Linked DNA regions of Homo sapiens: region 1 is linked to region 2. A link is a contact called in ENCODE Hi-C data. All regions are on one chromosome and are shown on one strand. The core of a region is the stretch at or near the end of the contact, and the rest is flanking DNA. Distances in the headings are between cores, read along the strand shown. Region 1 holds the start of FAM131B-AS2 (FAM131B antisense RNA 2). Region 2 overlaps ATP6V0A4 (ATPase H+ transporting V0 subunit a4).

Region 1 (4,342 bases), core at 1-2,500, 4.6 Mb before region 2:
CAAGGGGAGGTGGAGGCAGGGGAAAGTCTGGGGTAGGAAGGAGAAAGACGTCGGCCGGGGTCCCTCTACCCCTCACCCAAGCTCCCCTCAGTTAACCGCTCTAACCCCTAACCCAAGAACTCTCTCAGGGGTCCCAGAGCGTGTGGGGAAGCAAAGGAGGGGCGCAGGGCGCCCTGGGAGTACCAGGTCAGGAAAGGCCGGGCGCACTGCCGAGGAGTGGTGCAGCTCCCGTTACACTTCGGAAAACGGACCCGGAGGGGAAGATTCGTGCCCCACATTCCCGACTCCCACTCCCAGGCGGGGGACTTGGAACGGTCCCAGGAGCCCTGGCTCCCAGCCACGAGCTCCACGATGAGGTAAGAACATCTGCTCGGGACAGGGTGGCTGCGCCCAGCCCCCTCGGCAACAACCTTTCCAGACATCCCCAAATTCCCGAAACGACTGCCCCCCACCCCGGCTCCTGCCGGGGTACATTCCCCAAGCCCCGCCGCATACCTTCCGGGGGCGGCGGGGGAATCTCGCCCACCCGGCCCATCTGTGCGCGCTGGGCCCCGGGTGCCGGGGGAGGCTCGCTGTCCCCGGGCCGGAAGGGATTCACTTTGGGCTTTGGGGCCACCACAGGGCCGAACTTCTTCTGCGGGGCGTAAAAAGCCGGAGCCGAGACCGAAACGGAGATCGCGGGAGACGGGCGGGGGGCCGCCATGGCCGGGCCGGGCTGCTGGGGTGGGTCGCCGGGTTACGCAGCGCGGAGCCGGGCTCAGGAGCCCCAGGCGGTCCCAGCTCCCCTTGGTGACCCCCACTCGCCCCCTCCCGGCGCCCCGCGCCCCCTCCCCGTGGGGCCGCCCTGCCGCTCCCCGCGCCTCACCGCAGGCCGGAGCGTGCGCGCCGCGTCTCGGGTGGCCGCCTCGGCGCCGGGTCCGCAGACTCTGCGTCCCGGTCCGGAGCAGCCTCCAGCCGGGCGGGGAGGGACACACGGAAGGAGGAGGGAGGGAGAAGAGAGGGGGCGGGGAGAGAGCGGCGCCCAGACCATACAAGGAGCGGCCCGGAGAGGGGGCGGGGAGAGCGGGGAAGGGCGGACCAGGCAGGAAACTCCCCCAGGAAGGGGCCCTGATCCTGCCTCAGGCCGGAGGCTCCGCCGAGGTCCGCTCGCCCCCACCCCACTCACTGCCGCCCCCGCCGCCCCAGCCCGGCTCAGACCCCCACTCCCTGAGCACAGGCCTCTGATGTCATTTCCTGACCTGCCTCCCCCTCCCCGCCCGACCCGCGGGTGCCCGAGATCTGACTCACCGTCCCCCTCCGGGCTTAGCCGGCGGAGGTGGGGCGGGTGCCGCCGAGGTAGCCACGCAGCCCCTGTGCGCCTCCGGCCCGGCCCAGCGACCTCCTCTCGGGCCTGCCGTTACCCGGTCCCCTCCTGCCACCACCCGCTACCCGGCCACCCCGAGTCCGCCTGGGGTGGCCGAACGTATGGAGCTGGGCTCCAGGGTGCACGGGGATGGGGGGTGAGGAGCGGGGCGTTCTCCCTCCCAGCACCCCCCAGCTGACTCTGTGCCCGGAGGGGGTGTGTGAGCCGGAACCTCCAGCATTCTTGGGGATACGAACTTCCAACGCTGGGCAGCCTCTTAAGGCTTCTAGGAATTCGCATCCCCAGCGCCCCAGCCAGCAGATCGGTTGCGAGAGGGACCGTTCGGGTCCGCGGGGCCGGGAATGGAGGTGGGAGGGCGGGGCCGAGGCGGCGGCCGCCTGCGGACTGGAGACCCGGGAGGACGGACGCGGACGCGGGCTGCTCGTCTTTTACGGCCCTTCAACGCCCACCACGACCCACTCCTCTTGGAGACCCCGGGCGACGGTGGGGCTCTTGGGCATTCTGAGACTGCGCTTGGTGGAGACCCCGGGCGACGGTGGAGCTCTTGGGCATTCTGAGACTGCGCTTGGTGGAGCCCCCTACTGGCCAGACTGGATTTCTCAGCCTGCGACTCAGCCCCAGGCTACACGAAAGAAGCCAGACCTGGGTAATTCTTCTAGTTCTTTTTTTTTTTTTTTTTAATTGCACTGGGAAACTTCCCCAATCTCGGCCCCAGTTCTTTCTCCAAACTAAGGAGTCATGGCCTTTCGCCCGCTAGTCCAGTATGCACCCGTAGGCGCTTCATTTTCTCTCCTCTTGTCAGCTTTTACTGCCTCCTGAGGCCTTCGTCTTGTTCACACTGAGTGTCCAGTCCCTCCAAATCCGGCTACACTCTACTGGCAAGGAGCACCTGGGCCATGTTTTAGAGATCATCCGAGGACTAACCCCAAAAGTTTATGAAGAGAAAGCAGAGGCCGAGCTGAAGAGATGGACCCGGGTCACACCCAGGTAAAGGCAGGATCTAAACTGAAACTGGTGTCAGATCTGGTTGCCTTGCACCCCTGATATCAGGTGAAGCAACACTGGGCAGGATAGAGCAGAGTGAGGTCAGAGTGTGAAGATCCAGCCTGATGCCCAAACTGACGCCTCTTCATTCTCCCCTGCTCCATCTGTAAACGTCACGGTTAATCCATCTACTTTATTGCATTATATAGAGAAATAAATGAAATGTCATAGCTGTATGCGCTATATGACTCAGTATTATTATTCAAATTCCAGTTCTGCCCAGAATGAAAATTCTGACCTGGTTACACTAAGGCGTTTTCCCCCATATGTCCCTTTCTGGGTTGCCAGGCAGATCTCTCAGGGGCCTCGGTATGTGCAATGTCCTCTCTTTCCTTCAACCTTATTAAGTCTTTAATTATACCTAGGACGACATCTTAATCACTTTTGCAAACCCCACTGATCTTTTTCTCTGGCATCTCATTGTCTTTGTCACCACCAGTATTTCTCACAGCCACAGGCATGTGTGGCCATGTATGATGGGTAGTACGCAGTGCACACCTCTCTGACACGCTCAAGCCAGCCCTGGGCCTGTCTCTGAAGACATGTTAGAAATTTGATACTGGATTTCCTGTGCATGTTGGAGATTGTGTCTTGGGCTTCACAGACCAAAAGTCTCATCACAAATCCTTCAAAATATGGCCCCTTTGGGGAAAAAAAGATAGTTAAGAAGATGATTTCAAGATAACTCATAGGAATAAAAGCTATCTACCCTCTAAATGTCTCCTTAAGTAATGTGCGCGTGCAAAATAGAGTATGTGTAATTGTTAGGCAGCTGAACCTATTTTTAAATCAGAAATAGAAGAGTGCGTAGGCAGGCATAGTTTTACTGACAACTAAGAGCATTCAGAATGCGGAATATTCAAACAAAGACTTTTAAGCCAGCCATTCTAAATACAAGTAGAAACACCCAGAGTATCCCAGAAGAACAGAATCACTGCCCAAGATGTCTCAAGAGGAGCAGCAGAGTCAGTGCTCTTAAAATGAAGACAATGGGCTGGGCGCAGTGGCTCACGCCTGTAATCCCAGCACTTTGGAGGCCAAGGCAGGCAGATCACTTGAGGTCGGAAGTTTGAGACAAGCCTGACCAACGTGGTGAAACCCAGTCTCTACTAAAAATACAAAAATTAGCCTGGTGAGGTGGCGGGAGCGTGTAGTCCCAGCTACTGGGGAGGCTGAAGCAGGAGAAGAATCGCTTGAACCCAGGAGGCGGAAGTTGCAGTGAGCCAAGATCACGCCACTGCACTCCAGCCTGGGCAACAGAGTGAGACTCCATCTCAAAAAAAAAAAAAAAAAAAATGCAGGAAATGAACAAGAGTGGCCTTAACGATTGCTGGGCATTTTTCTTAAGTAAGCAATTCTAATTGATATCCTTAGGCAGTATGTGTGAAGTACAGCAAATAAGAAGATGTTCCTGACTAAAGAATGCCCAACAGCTTAAGACCAGGCCAGGGAGACAAAGTGAGAAAATGGCCACTGCCCTTTACTACCTAAAACATCTTCACGCGCCTCCAAGGATTTATAACCATCAGGTACCAGAAAGTTTTCTTCAAGAGTGCACAGCATAAAGTAGGAAGTTAAGAGCAGTCAGGGAAGGAAAATGAAAAGACAGTGTCACAACAAAAGAATGATTTCTAAAATGGAAAGAGAAATGTGACCAGGAGGTTCTTTCCATATGCCAACTGCAGATGGATAGAGGTTCACTCACGGGCCAGGGACCACGTGAAGCATTCTGAAAACAGCAACAATAGCAGCACCCTAATAACATCAACAACTATAATAGCAGCACACGCTGAGAGAATGCTTAGAATATTGTTTGAGGTGCAATGCTAAGCACTTTAAATATATTAGCCCTGGCCAGGCACAGTGGCTCACGCCTGTAATCCCAGCACTTTGGGAGGCCAAGGTGGGTGGATCACCTGAGGTCAGGAGTTCAAG
Region 2 (4,617 bases), core at 1,380-3,879:
TCTGTAAAAACAGTGAGTCTAGTTTCACCATGTGAACATTCATTCATCCCAAACTCATTTTCTTTGTAAAGTCTGTCACCATCCAGGGTCACTCAACACACTTATGATCAGAAATCTTTCTTCAATCACAGCAGCTTTGAAAGTAATCACTGAAAACAGCTGGGCCTCCCTCGCTGGCAGACTCTCATCAGTGCTAGAGTTCGATAGAACTTTCGGTTATGATAGAAGGTTCATGTGTCCTGTGCTGTCCAACACTGTAGTCACGAGCCACATGTGGCTATTGAGCCCTTGAAACATGGCTAGTGCCACTAAGTCATTTAGTTTGTATTTTTAATTTTAATTCAATTTAAATTTTAGGGCTGGGTGCGGTGGCTCATGCCTATAATCCCAGCACTTTGGGAAGCTGAGGTGGGTGGATCACTTGAGGTCAGGAGTTCAAGACCAGCCTGACCAAACTGGTGAAACCCCATCTCTACTAAAAATACAAACACTAGTCAGGCGTGGTGGCAGTCACCTGTAGTCTAGTCTCAGCTACTCGGGAGGCTGAGGCAGGAGAATCGTTTGAACCTGAGAGGCAAAGGTTTCAGGGAGCCGAGATCGCGCCACTGCACTCCAGCCTGGGCAACAAAGCGAGACTCCATCTCAAAATAAAATAAAAGGAAATAAAATACATAAAATTTAGTAGCTGCATGTGGCTGTGGTAGAAGTCAACTCAGTTTTAGATTCTGGACAAGTATGTTAAGAAATTAGATATGTGCCTCTTTCAAAACCCTTAGGCTAGCAGACAACTTTACTTTTCCAGAAAACCTGTGTTTAATTTTTTTTTTTTTTTTTTTGAGATGGAGTTTTGCTCTTGTTGCCCAGGCTGGAGTGCAGTGGCGCAATCTCGGCTCACCGCAACCTCCGCCTCCCGGGTTCAAGTGATTCTCCTGCCTCAGCCTTCCGAGTAGCTGGGATTACAGGCATGCGCCACCATGCCTGGCTAATTTTGTATTTTTAGTAGAGATGGGGTTTCTCCATGTCGGTCAGGCTGGTCTCGAACTCCCGACCTCAGGTGATCCACCCACCTCATCCTCCCAAAGTGCTGGGATTACAGGCGTGAGCCACTGCGCCTGGCCTGTGTTTAATTTTTTAATCCTCTCCATTACTTCTTTGTCACTTGTCAGGAACACTGTTTCCCCAAAGCCATTGAAGTCCTTTCCCCCCAATTCTCCATGCTTGATTTTATGAAAACGTCATGAGGAGAATGGAAAATAAATTCTGCTAGATGTGTGCTTACATTTAGTATGACGGGTTGCTGCTGTGTCGAGGGCTTCAGATGATCCCAGCTGAGCAGCTTCTGCAGGGGCAGCTTTCTCCTTTGGCTCAGTCCCTGCCAAAGATGAATCTTAGACACTGTCTGATGCTGAGGCATATAATTCGGGCTATGCTCTTTGAGGTTTCTGAAAGTCACCTCTGTGCTGAGGTGCTCTTGTCTCCTGGAAATCCCCAGGCCAGGGGGCATTATATTGCAAAGTGACAGGTAGTATTGGGCTTGTGAGATGCTTCGGTGGCCTCATGGCTCTCGTTAATCTTAGAGCCAGCATGTCTGTCTTACAGTGTGTCTCTTACAGAGGCCATGTGTGCTGAAAAAGATTACCCTGTTTGTTGTATCATCAAAACATAAAAATGATTCCATTAAATAAATTCTGTGTGGGCCCAATTGTCCATTCATTCCTTCATTCATTCACTTGTCATTTATTGGAGGGATTATGTATGTAAAGGGTTGTGGTAGATGTAGTAATCTCTTAGGGTTGCTGTAACAAATTACAGCAAACTGGGTGGCATAAGACAATAAAGATTTATTCTGTCATGGTTCTGGAGGCCAGAGGTCTGAAATCAAGGCGTCAGCAGGGCCGTGCTCCCTCGGAAGACCTGAAGGGAGCCCCCTCCTTGCCTCTCCCCAGCTCTGGTGCTGCGGGCCGTCCTCCGCATTCCTTGGCTTGCAAGTGCCTACTTCTCTGCCTCTGTTGTCACGTGGTATTCTTCCCTGTGTGCCTCTGTGTCTACGTTTCTTATCAGGACAGTGGTCATATGGGATTAGAGCCCATTCAAATCCAGTATGACCTCTTCTTAACCTGATTCCATCTGCAAAGACCCTCTTTCCAAAAAGGCCATATTCACAGGTATCAGAGTTCAGGACTCTTTTATGTGGACAATTCAACCCATAACAATAGGACAATGAGGAATTTAGAAGAAAAGGAAGATACAATCTCTGCCTAAGGGTTTTAGCCTCTAGCGGGGGAGATAAACTGCTCAGGAGAGTTCAAGGCCAGGTGACAGCCACAGGTCAAAGGAGCCTGCCAGAGCAGAGGAAGCTGCTGTGGCCTGTGACACTCCATTTTTGGCACCTTGTCAAACAGCTCTGTGAAGGTTCTCTGTTTTCCTGTGTGTTGTTTTTTGTATAGGTCATAACACAAACAGAGTCTCACCGCCAGCGCCTGCTGCAGGAAGCCGCTGCCAACTGGCACTCCTGGCTCATCAAGGTGCAGAAGATGAAAGCTGTCTACCACATCCTGAACATGTGCAACATCGACGTCACCCAGCAGTGTGTCATCGCCGAGATCTGGTTCCCGGTGGCAGATGCCACACGTATCAAGAGGGCACTGGAGCAAGGCATGGTGCGTGGCAGGTGGAGCCAGGAGGGGTCCGATGAGTCAGCCCCTCTGCTGGGCTCTCAGAGGGTGTTGGCCTCATGGGCCACATGAACTCAAGTGACTTGGTGGTAGGATTGCTTCCTTCATCTTTGTGTCTTCAGTTATCAACCCCACTCGAGGACATAAAAGAAATTCCTTTGTCTTTTCAGTGTTTGACAGTTGTTCACCATTTTTTGACCTTTTGTGAGTACGTATTGAGGTTTTTTTAAAAAAAAAAAAAAAATAGAATCTCGCTCTGTAGCCCAGGCTGTTGTGCAGTGGCACAGTCTCGGCTCACTGCAACCTCTGCCTCCCGGGTTCAAGTGATTCTCCTGCCTCAGCCTCCCGAGTAGCTGGGATTACAGGTGCGCCCTACCACGTCCAGCAAATTTTTGTATTTTTAGTAGAGACGGGGTTTCACCATGTTGGCTGGGCTGCTCTTAAACTCCTGACCTCAGGTGATTCGCCTGCCTCAACCTCCCAAAGTGCTGACATTACAGGTGTGAGACATCACACCCGGCCATACTGAGCATTAATGTGCCAGTCTCTCAGCTAGACTATCGTTTTGGGGGGATTTTGTCTTTTTTTTCTTATTAAAGATGGGGACCTCGCTATGACACCCAGGCTGGAGTGCAGGGCTGTTCACAGGCATGGGCATACTGCCCTACAGCCTCAAACTCCTGGGCTCAGGTGATCCTCCCATCTCAGCCTCCCAAGTGGCTAGGACTACAGGCACGCGCCACCATGCCCAGCTCCACTCTGCTAGACTGTAGATACCACCTGTTACCTCATGGAGGTTATAGTCTAGCTAGAAAGATGAATAACCAAGCATCTATAATAAGAGCCAAAATATGTAGATCGCTTGCGGTGTGTCCGAGATGGCTAAGCACTCTGTCCTCGTTGAGTTCTCACCGCTCCCTCCATTCATTCCTTAGACATTCCCTGTGTACTAGGAACGGATCTAGGGCTTACACACTGGCAGGCCAAGACCCTGCTTTGATAGACATTCTAGAAAGGGACACGGAGGCATGTCCGTGACTAATGAGATTTCAGGCAGTGATGAGTGGTGGGCAGGAAACCAAGCAGGGGACGGCGAGGGGCAGGATGGAGAGTGGGGGCTTGTTCTGATCACCGTTATTCACCCCATTGAAGGAGGGACCCCCTCCTGCCCTAAATAGTACAAGATGGCCGAACACATTACCCTGACACTGGACAGACGGGCTTGACAGCTGTTTTTAGTCACTCGTCTTCAGAGCCCAGGGGAGAAGGACACCGCACGCCATGCGGGCCACACAGGGCTTGCCCTCGGGAACTGCGTTTGGGAGCAGAGTGAAGCAGCAGGGCCGGTGGGAGGCAGGCTCTGCAGTGAACGAGGGTGAGGTGACCTTTGGTTCTTGCAGAAGGATGTGATTAGCTTGTTTGAATAATTTCACGGGGTGGGAGGAGTGAAGCCATTAGGTTGAGGAGTGGGTGGCATGCAGCTGGTTTGGCCGATGGGGAACTAGCTGGGTGGCATATCTGGTGACGGCAGATCTCGTGTTATCTGAAGAAACCCTCTCTGAGCAGGCGGCATTGATAGCATGGGAAGGTTGGGGGCGGGAGGAAGGGTTTTTCAGGCGGAGGAATCTGAAGGTAAAGGCCTTGCAGTAGGAATGGGTTAGAAGGTGGGAGCTTTCTTTATCCCCTTCGTACAGATAAAGAAATGGAGGCACAGAAAGTAGAAGTAACCTGACTACAGTCCTATAGCCAGGAGGCAGGGTTTGAATACAGAAACTGTTCCTCAAAACAGTCGATGCCCCCACATCATGGTCCAAAAACCACCTAAATGGGGCACTTAAAAAGCATTTCAACCAGGCTGAGCAGGGCGGGGGTGCGTCCTGGAGGAAGTGATGCATGCGCAGAGCGCTGGGAGGCTGGCCGGGGAGCAGGTGAAGGGAGGTGC

What was found. Hi-C counts contacts between places; a loop is a spot of excess contacts on that map. Pooled maps may share reads with other maps.
Region 1: a loop to region 2 is called in a map of natural killer cell, with 11 times the contacts of the local background. The contact joins the promoter of FAM131B-AS2 here to the enhancer-like site in region 2. A Hi-C loop is called at or near these places in 2 of 168 maps with a recorded cell type or tissue (naive thymus-derived CD4-positive, alpha-beta T cell and natural killer cell) and 4 of 50 pooled maps.

Annotation. Positions count from the first base shown.
Region 1 is chr7:143,377,933-143,382,274 of GRCh38, reverse strand. It overlaps FAM131B-AS2 (FAM131B antisense RNA 2), which reads left to right and starts at 1,250. Exons shown (of 2, transcript NR_161353.1): 1 at 1,250-2,009; 2 at 2,166-3,120. It overlaps ZYX (zyxin), which reads right to left and starts at 930. Exons shown (of 10, transcript NM_003461.5): 1 at 866-930; 2 at 496-718; 3 at 1-27. The coding sequence starts at 703. It also overlaps a transcript of FAM131B not described here. RefSeq lists silencers at 411-460, 491-1,520 and enhancers at 2,021-2,110, 1,234-2,134, 2,291-2,370.
Region 2 is chr7:138,750,668-138,755,284 of GRCh38, reverse strand. It overlaps ATP6V0A4 (ATPase H+ transporting V0 subunit a4), which reads left to right. Exons shown (of 22, transcript NM_020632.3): 11 at 2,448-2,660. Among named protein-coding and RNA genes, the nearest start is that of TMEM213, 45 kb to the left of the region's middle. RefSeq lists an enhancer at 4,322-4,617. Within about 2 kb of position 2,629, at least 8 of the 41 ENCODE cell types and tissues checked have a DNase peak (open chromatin) inside an H3K27ac peak, as active enhancers do; they include natural killer cell, where a contact is called at or near this core.